2 separate regions of the Homo sapiens genome follow, and region 2 is linked to region 1. The links are chromatin contacts, found by Hi-C or POLR2A ChIA-PET in ENCODE. All regions are on one chromosome and are shown on one strand. The core of a region is the stretch at or near the end of the contact, and the rest is flanking DNA. Distances in the headings are between cores, read along the strand shown.

Region 1 (5,003 bases), core at 829-3,328:
GATTCATAACAAACGGTGCCTGAGACAAATTGGCTGATGGAACTGAGCAGCTATTGTTTCTCAGACAGCTCTTCAGCCGTGGCCCATTTATTAGCATGGCTGCCGGAGAAACAAATTAAAAGGCAAGCCCCTCAAAGATAACAGAAATTGAGTGCGAGGGGCAAAACGCCCTGAAAGTTTGAGCCGGCGACAGAGAGGCCATGCTTCTTCATCTGCTGCCAACCTCCAAACACTGAACTCTGGAGGAGGCTGGACGGGAGCCAGCCTCTGACGGCGTGTGCTCTCCTCGGTAAATATGGGAACTGCCAAGAGCCAAGCCCGTGGAAAAGCACTTACAGATTAGAAGCAAACACATGGCAAGCAGGACCCTCTGCAATCGTAAAATGCATCGTGGAGGAAGACGAAAGGAAACAAACCATTCTCTTTGGGACTGTCCATCTGGAAGCGTGGAGCCAGGAGCATTATTAGAAATAAATATATCCAGCCCAGCAACATCTGGGAGTCACTGGATGTTTTCATCCTCCTGGAACCTTCGGAAGAGCTCTGTCCACAAATACAGGCTTCTGAAGCTGCAACAGAACCCTGGTGCTGGGACACCGGTTCTGCCCTTCACCCCCTGTGGATTGGTTTAGCCCATTTTCCAGGGAAGGCTGGGGAGTGGAAAGGGCTTAATACTCCAGAAGCTTTGTGAGTGGGGGTGTGAGCCTGGGAGGGAAGACTGGAGGCCTCGCAGGCTGTGGGATGCGTGGCCAGATGGAGCATTGTCCTTTGCGGGCAAATGGCTTCTACTAGACTTTTCTAGGTGTGACCCTGGAACCATTTTTATCCTGGGGTGCTGACTAATAGAACAGATTCCTGGGTCCTACTTCAGACCTCCAGGATCAGCCTCTCTGCAGGGAAGTGCAGGAATCTTACATTTAATATCGCTTCTTAGGTGATTCCTCTGCACACTACGGGAGTGCTTCTCAAACTAGAGCATGCATGCACCAACATAACCCTGAGAGCTTACTAAACACAGATTGCTGGGCCCCACACCGACAAGCACCCCTGATTCAGTAGGTCCAAAGTGGCGCCCGAAGATCTGCATTTCTAACAAGTTTCCCTGATGCTGGTGCCGCTAGTCCAGGGACCACACTTTGAGTAGCACTGCAAGTCTGCAAACCCACTGAACTACGGGGTTTGCTCTCAGGCTGAGCAAAGTTCCATTTGTCAACAAACATGTACATAGCCCCCAGTTGAGTGCGAGAGCCCTCTATTCCTGGGCATCGTGGCGTCTGGGAGCCAAACCTTCTCTCTTAGGCCCCCAAGGGAACCTGAAGATGTTTGAGTTAATAATGACTCCAGGACGAGTTTGTGCTAGGACTTTCCTTGTAGAAGAGAAGGGCCTAAATAGCAGCTCTCAACTTTGAGCAAGATTTTAGAAACACTCCATTGCTGGGGAAAAAATGTTAAACTAACTAATGTAGTCTCTTTGGGTGTGGGAACTGGGCATCATCTGGATTTTTAAAGCTGCTCTGGGGAGTCCAATGTGCAGCCAGGCTAGAAAACCTAGCACAAATGTTAACTCTGACTACCATCAGTAGCACCCAGGGAGTGGCTAGAAAGCATTACATTGGGCCCCACTCCTCCCTCGCAATTCTGACTTCCATGATTCAGGGTGGAGCTTGGGCACTGGCATTATAACAGAAGCTCTCCAAATGTTCCACAGTGCACCTAGCGGCAGGGATCCAGGCCTGCTGGCCTAGTGGAAAGGGACTCAGGAGCACTAAATCCTGGGAAGGCTTAAGGGGCGGAATGAAACCAGAGACTGGGGCTGATTCATTTGGATCACCACAGTAAATGACAATGGTAAAGCAAGTCACAATTGTGTAAAGCAGTTTTGTGAAGTGCAATCAGAACAGATTTCTTGTTCTTACCCCATAAACAACTCAAACTCTCTTCCTTGCTGGCCTGAGCAGGAATTCGTTGGAAGGGAAGATAGAAGCTTCCTCTGCAGACTTCAGACGTGCCTCCTCTGGGATGCACACAGCAAGGGGTGCCCTTGCCAGGCATAAAGCCCTGTGCAACTGGGTTTCTACAGCTCTGCAGCGGCCTAGGAGGAAGGTTTGCTAGAATTACTGCCCCATGTGACTTTCTTTTAAAAATTAACTTGCAGATCCCTGGGTGCTATATCAGCTTTCTCAACCTGGACATTGGACCCTGGAGCCTGCATTTTGAACAGACGTTCTGGGCAATTCCAATGTGCATTATAAGCAGGGAACCATTTACATGAAGGTTCCACCTACCTGAGCAAAGGTGGAAGTTGGGAGAGATAGGGCCAGAGAACAGAGTGGATAGTTCTTTGCCATCTTTGGTTTCCCCGAGGTCTCTGCTGGGCAAAGGGTCTCTCAGAAAACCCTCCCTGAAAGATAAGAGCCTATTTACCAAAATTTACATCTAGGTCCAATAAATGGAGCTGACTTTACCCATGCAGGGCTGGGTGTCAGACTCAGCTGTCTCTGTTACGATGCACTTTTAAGGCTTTTCTAACAGGATGAGCTAGATTACTGGCAAAGAAATGAATTTCTCCTATCTCCACATAATTCTAAATCTCCTCACTAGAGAATTAGACTATCTGTCCCATTTCCAACAATGACACATGTTGAATGGCCCAACATTGGCCAATGGTCCTGGCCTGCCATGTCTTCTCACAACAAATGTTCCCTTGTAACTTGCTCACTCTGGGGTTAGTAGGAATTTCAAATTGGGAGAGAAAGAGAGAGAACTGTTTTAAGTGGGCTGACCTTGGCCTTCCCAAATTACCTCTGAAGTTCCAGGATTTGTGAATGACCCAGAGGTCCATGATCCACAGTCATGCGCCATTTGAATGAAGCATGAATTTGGATGGTGTGCATCTGGAACTATGGAGGGGAACTGGGTCTCGTAGCTGGGGAGCACCAGTACCTTAGCTTTGTGGAACTTGCGACACGGTGGAAGTTCTGTTTCTTGGCAAAAAATGGTCATGTGGTTGAAGAGAAACTTTCAGCGGATATAGAAATAACCATCAACTTGTGGTAGGAGAATGGCACTGGGTGCTCATGGAGCTTTACAAGACATGTGAAGTGGGAGGAAACCGGGAATCTGTGTTAGCATTTCCAGTGCTCCAAATTCGGGATCCCTGGAGGTTTCAGAATCAGTCCTCCCAAATATTTATGGAAATAATAACAAATGCTTGTATTTATTGAGTGATAATTACATGCCAGGCAAGGGGCCAAGAACTTAGCACACATCATCTCCTGTGACCCTCACAGCAATACTCCAAGTGCGTACTTTTATGATCACCATTTTCTAGAGAAGGGAACTGAGCACAGAGTGGTTGTCCAGTTTCAACAAGAACCCACAGCCAGACAGCGGCAGAGCTGGGATTCAAACTGACAAACACTCTCTCCTCGCCCAAACTTAGTTCGTCTCCTCTGAGCCCTCTATTCGACTAGGCCTCAAATATGGCCCCAGTCCTGCACAGCAAAAATCATGTCAAGTCAGTTTAGCAAAATGTCTTCACCTTTGATCTCTGATCACCCTTGAAATCTGATCAATTTCCTCATCCCCCACCTTTAATGTATAAGTCCTTGACCTGCCTTTAGCAAGAATCCTGTTAGGTCAGTTTAGCAAGAATTCCCCAACCCTGGGTGTCTCCTCTTCGCAATTTTTCATCCACTGACTCTCCTTACTCTGCTCACTGACTATAATCCCCCACCTGTCCTTTCTGTATTCAGAGTTGATCCCCATCTCCCTCCCCTATTGCAGTACCCCTACTGTGATAGTCTTAAATAAACCCTGCCTTACCTTTTAAATAAGTCTCAGAATCATTCTTTCATGAACAGAACACAGGCAGTTGGACTCTGGTACCTGCCTTCTTAATCCATACAGTATCCTGCCAGACCAGCGCTGTCCAATACAACTATAATGGAAGCCACATGTGTAACTTTAAATTATCTAATAGCCACATTAAAAAGGGAAAAAGAAATAGGTGAAATATTTTTTTTTAAGTTTTTTACCTAGTATATCTGAAATGCCATTTCAACATATCATTGATAGTACAAAATTATTAACGAATATTTTACATTCTCTTTTCCTTACTAAATATTTGAAATCTGGAGTGTATTTTACGCTTTAAGCATATCTTAATTCAGATGAGCCACCAGTGGTAAATGGCTGCAGTAATAGGCAGCATGGGGCTGGATTATCCCCTGGCAGGCAGGATGCTTGATGTAGTTTGGATGTGTGTCCCTGACCAAATCTCATGTTGAAATCTAATCCCCAATGTTGGAGGTGGGGCCTGCTGGGAAGTGATTAAATCATGGGGGCGGATTTCTTATGAGTGGTTTAGAACCATCCCTTAGGTACTGTCCTCGCGATCCTGAGTTCTCACGAGATCTGGTCATTTAAAAGTGTGTGGCACGTCCCCCCCCCCGCTCCCTTTCTCTTGCTTCTGCTCTGGCCATGTGACATGCCTGCTCCCCCTTCGCCTTCTGGCCACAGTTGTAAGTTTCCTGTGGCTTCCCCAGAAACCAAGCAGATGCCAGCATCATGCTTCCTGCACAGCCTGCAGAACCGTGAGCCACTTAAACCTCTTTTGTTCATAAATTGCCCAGTCTTAGGCATTTCTTTATAGCAATGCAAGAAGGAACTAATACAATGCTTGAGTTGGAAAATTTTTTCATGGGGGTGCCTAGGGTAGAGGAAGCACAGAGAAAGGAGGAGAGGAGAATGAAGAGACAAGGAACCTGGCTGGGACACCTGGGGGCATGGCTGCCTGTGCAGCTGGAATGGAGAGATCATTTCAGGAGCAGGGTGTGGGGTGATTAGAACTGAGCAGAGGCTCTGAGGACATCTGTGTGGGTGGAATCCAGGGGACTACATGTGAGAATTACGCTGAATAAAGATAGGGCTTTGGGCCTCCAGTTGTGAAGTGTGCCAGGGATGGAGGTGAAAAGCGACTTAGAGTGGATGGAGAGAAGAGT
Region 2 (5,090 bases), core at 1,351-3,850, 83 kb before region 1:
ACACTTTGAGTGGCACTTTATCAAGGACAGGAGAATGTGTTAGGAGAGAGAATACCGGGGGCTGGGTGATCAACAAAGGCTGCTTGAGGAATTGACACCTGGAAGATAAGTAGAGGCAGTCAAGTTGGGATGTAGAGGGATCGGCGTTCCTGGGAAAGGAACAGCATATGCCAGAGCCCAAAACTGGAAAGAGCTTGGCCTGTTGAGGAATGAAAAGATCATCAGAGGTGAGGGAACGTGTATTAAAAGCTGAGAGTTGGTTAGAAATGAAATGCAGAGCGATGGAAGGGCAGGGCGGCGGGGGAGAGTGATCTGCTCCCATTTTCATTTTGAGAAGGTTCCTCTGGTTGTGATTGGAGCACCCTTGTGGGTCAGAGTTTCAGGGTAAGGGTTGGCACTAGTGGAAGAGGGAAGAGGTGTTGGGAGCTATTACAGAGACTTGAGTGCGTAGTAGTCTGCTAGGACTGTCATACCATGAATAAAGTACCATACACTGGGTGGCTCGGAGTCGCACAAATTTACTGTCTTACAGTTCTGGAGGCTAGAAGTCTGAAATCAAGGTGACTGAAGGATCGATTCCTTCCTAGGGCCATGGGGGAGAATCGGTTCCACGCCTCTCTCCCAGCTCCGGGTGGTTTGCTGGCAATCTTTGGTGTTCTTTGGCTTCTGCTGCATTGCTCTGATCTCTGCCATCGTCTTCATGTGGCATTTCTTCCTGTGTGTGTCTCTCTCAGGGTCCAAATTTTCCCTTTATATAAGAACACAGTTGTACTGAATTAAGGCCCACTCTAATGACCTCATTTTAACTTGATCACCTGTAAAGAAAGATCATATCTCCAGAGAAGAGCACATTCACAGTTCCTGGGGGTTGGAACTTCAACATCTTTTTAGAGGATGCACTTTGACCTATAACAGGGTGAGAAAGTAGTTGCTTACATCAAGTTGGTGGCAGAGGCAAGGCAACAAATGAGATGTATCCAAAAGATATTTTAAAGTTGAACTTAACAGGACTGGGTGACTGACTGGCTGGTTGTGTGGAGAGGAGGGAAAAGTCTTAGAGCTATGCTTCCCAAATTTTAGCATGAGCTCATTTGGGGATTGCTATGATCTGAATGCTAGTGTCCCCCTAATATTCACATGTTGGAACCTAATACCAATGTGATAGTGTTAAGATGGTGGGCCCTTGGGAAGTGACTGGGTCATGAGGGCTCCACTCTCATGAATGAGATTAGTGCCTTTATAAAAAAAAAGTCTTAAGTGCTGGGTGTGGTGGCTCAAGCCTGTAATCCCAGCACTTTGGGAGGCCAAGATGGGCGGATCACTTGAGGTCAGGAGTTCGAGACCAGCCTGGCCAACGTGATGAAACCCCGTCTCTATTAAAAATACGAAAATTAGCCGGACACGGTGGTAGGTGCCTGCAATCCCAGCTATTCAGGAGGCTGAGGCACAGGGATTGCTTAAACCCAGGAGGTGGAGGTTGCAGTTAGCTGAGATTGCACCACTGCACTCCAGCCTGTGTGACAGAGCAAGACTCTGTCTCAAAAAAAAAAAAAAAAAAACAAAGGCTCAAGTGTGCTCTGTGCCCTTCCACCATGTGAGGGTGCAGCAACAAAGTATCATCTATGAAGCAGAGACCAGGTCCTCATCAGACACTGAATCGCTGGTGCCTTGATGTTGGACATCTCAGCTTCTAGAACTGTGAGCAACAAATTTCTGTTGTTAATACATTACCCAGTGTAAGGTACTTTGTTCCAGCAGCTCGAACAGATTGACAGGGATTTTTTGTTAAAGTGCAGATTGTGATTCAGGAGGTCTGGGCCAGGGCTTGAAGTTCTGCATTTCTAATAAACTGAGACTCCCTATCCATGAGCACACTTTCACTAACAAGAACATAGAGTTTCACTGAGCAGTATGGTAGTCAGTAACCACACGTGACTATTAAGCATTTGAAATATGGCTGGTCTAAACTAAGATGTGCTATAAGTGTAAAATACACACCGGATTTCAAAGACTTAGCATAAAAAACATCATAAAATATCAAATTAATTCTTTTTTAAAATTATTGCATTAATACTATTTTGAATTATGCAGGGGTCAGGTAAAATGTAGGATTAAAACTAATTTCACCTGTTTCTTTTTACCCTTTTTGGTGTGGCTAGTAAAAAATTTGAAGTTACATATGTGGCTTACATTATAGTTCACATAATGTGTCCATTGGACAGCGCTGGCTTAGAGGGCTGATATTTGATTGGCTCAAATACCTCCTCCTTCTGAAAGCTTCTTGACTACTTCAGCTGAAGATGTTTCCCATAGGCATTTCTTTTTCAAAAACTATTTACGTGTCACTTTTCATCTGTTGCTTTGCTCTGTAGTTTTTTGGGTCCATGTCAGTTTGCAGCTAGGTTCTAGAGCCCCTCAAGGGCAGACACCCTCTAGTTCTGTCTCTCCCACAGCTACCCCGCTAAGCCTGGCATTCTCTTCATAACGCAACGATTGTTGAGAAAGCAAATTCCAGTGAGTCAGGTTCCTCTGTTGGCCATGCAGTTGCTTCTGGAGGGAATTTGGCTGAGTGTTGCACTGCAGAGGCCAGAGTGGAATTTCATTCCCTGGACCCGGTTAATGAGGTTTGGCAGAACTGCTGCTTACAGGCTGAAGGAGCACCATTCCCTGGACAAAGGGAGGAAGGCAGAGGAACTGGGGACCTGTGAGGGAAGAATTTCCATGGGCCACCATTCCTCAGGTAGCAGGGTCATTGCATTCAAAAGCCCAGGCAAATCGATGGTTTTCTCTCTCCTGCTTCTCTCTTTCCTGTGGTCAGAGAGTTATGGTCCCAGAATGTTGTTCTGTGGGAAGAGGCCCAGTCATCTCTTTCTCTCTCCTCAATCCCATTTCTTCCCTTCTTTTTACCTAGGAATTGGGCTGTCTCTCTCTCTTTCTCTGGTTGCATTTCACCAGCTAAGGAGTTGCATTGGCTTCTGCTCTCCTCTCTTGCTCACCTACATTGTGAGGTAAGATCTGAGTTGCAGGTTTGCTTTGGGGAATCTTGTGGGCAGGGTTCCCCAAATGCAGACTCTGAGATGGAGTTTGGGGTGCAAGATGTTTATTAGGGATCAAGTCTTCTGAAGGGAAGGGGAAGGAAAGAGGATCAGGAAAAGGGAGAAGTCAGACTGTAGCACAGGCCTGACAAAGCCCCAGGCTCAGCCAACCAGCAGGGGCAGGGAGCAGGGAGTGGGCATCGCCTGTCACTGTCCCCTTGCTGGGCTGAAATGGCCTGGCCTTTACACCCTGCCTTACACAGTGACTAGGTGTGAGCTGCCTGGGTGAAGCAGGACCTCAGGTCAGGACCTCTGCAGCTGAGGCTGCCTCTGAAGGAGCTGACAGTTGAGGCTGCAGCTGTCCATATCCCCACAAGGCCCTTCTCTAAAGAGTGGCCTCTGCATGAACCACAGACCCTGCAGCAAGGGCTTGGGTACAAGTAGTTCACGTGGGAGGTGATCCTAATGATACAGGAGGGGGCAGGAAAGTGCTGGGTAGAGAAGGGTAGGGTGCTGGTGAAGGCTCCACCCAAAGGCCTGTGCCCATGGACATAATGAGGACAAGCACTCCTGTTGTGGTGCCCAAATGTTGCATTTTCCAAGACCACTATGGCCTGCCACGCCCCCCATCCTGTGCCCATATAAACCCAAGAGACCTTAAGTGGACACACACACAAGTGACTGGATGTCGAGAGGAACAGAGGAGCGGAAGAGCATACTAACAGACACCAGCAGATGCTGGCAGGCCATTGATGGCGGGAGGACATGGAATTCAGCAGGGGGTGGTCGGAGGAAAGTCTAACTGCTGGGAGGTCCAACTCCAGGAGAAGACCACCTTCCCACTCCATCCCCTTTCTGGCTCCCCATCCATCTGCTGAGAGCTACTTCCACCACTCAATAAAACCTTGCACCCATCCCCAAGCCCACATGTGATCTGATTTTTCTGGTACACTAGAGCAAGACCTGGGATACAGAAAGCCCTCTGTCCTTGTGATAAGGCAGAGGGTCTAATTGAGCTGATTAACACGAGCCACCTGCAGAGGGCAAAGCTGAAAGAGCGCACTTTAACACCCACCCATTGGGGCTTTGGGAGCTGTAAACAACCCTAGACGCTGCTGTTGGGTTAAAGCCCAAAAACGCTCCCCACGACCTGCCCATCTGCATGCTCCCCCTAGGGGTTTGAGCAGTGGGGCACTGAAGAAGAGAGCCACAGCCCTGTCGCACATGTCCTGCCAGGGTGATAAGGGAACTTCTCCCATTTCACTAACAGGCACAGTGAGGGAGTGAGGAAGTGAAGAGGGAAGGGAGGGAATCAATACAGAGTGAGTTAATGAGCAGGTGACTGCTGGGGGCAATGGGCTCAATCCCATGGGGGACCTCTGGGACACCGCACAGGACACAGCACGGAGCAGTGAGGAAGCTGAGGCACAGATCCACCAACTCCACCTCGATCCCTGCTCCAGATATGGCCTTAGGCAGAGATGGGGAAGCCTCTTAGGGCTTCTGCCTCTGGGGGCCTCTGGGGTGGGGCCCTGCTGCAGACCTGACAATAATTAGGCCCAGCCGCTTAGGAAGAAGCAGTTCTCTATGGGCAATGACCTAGTTTACCAGCATTCTTTGCTTTGAGGGGTGGAGCCCCTGCCTGCTTTAGCCAACATTTTCCTGCTGTTCTTGAGAAGGCATCTTTCTCAGAGCCTCATGAAGTGGAGGGTCAGCAGCATGGGCAGGATTTAGGGATGCATCATGTCCAGCTAGATCTTTGCATATGATAGACTCCCGATCCCAGCCAGCATTTCAGCAGGCAGGTGAAAGACCGGGAGAGCCTGGAGGACAGGCATCGAGTCTGCCTCAGCTCCTCACATATGCACGTGTTCAATCAGTGTCTGTGGCTGTTAAATTCTAAAGTAGAGGCAAAGAGGAGGGAAGACAGTGGCATATAGTAGGGAGGAACCTGAGTACATCCTTCAAGCACCACTCGTTACCAAGACTTCATCCTGTCCCTTAGGCTAAGCTCCTGGTAAGTGTCCCAGCCCAGAGGTGAGGCAACACTGAAGC

What was found. Hi-C counts contacts between places; a loop is a spot of excess contacts on that map. ChIA-PET counts read pairs that join two places held with the same protein, here RNA polymerase II (POLR2A). Pooled maps may share reads with other maps.
Region 2: a map of dorsolateral prefrontal cortex shows a loop between it and region 1 (2.9-fold over the local background). The contact joins the enhancer-like site here to the promoter of LINC00870 in region 1. A Hi-C loop is called at or near these places in 4 of 168 maps with a recorded cell type or tissue (Right ventricle myocardium superior, ascending aorta, dorsolateral prefrontal cortex and 1 more) and 6 of 50 pooled maps. POLR2A ChIA-PET finds 5 or more read pairs at or near these places in 1 of 52 experiments (B cell).

Annotation. Positions count from the first base shown.
Region 1 is chr3:72,148,332-72,153,334 of GRCh38, reverse strand. LINC00870 (long intergenic non-protein coding RNA 870) reads right to left here and starts at 2,078. Exons shown (of 3, transcript NR_038221.1): 1 at 1,917-2,078.
Region 2 is chr3:72,232,066-72,237,155 of GRCh38, reverse strand. No RefSeq gene overlaps it. Among named protein-coding and RNA genes, the nearest start is that of LINC00870, 83 kb to the right of the region's middle. Within about 2 kb of position 2,600, at least 2 of the 41 ENCODE cell types and tissues checked have a DNase peak (open chromatin) inside an H3K27ac peak, as active enhancers do.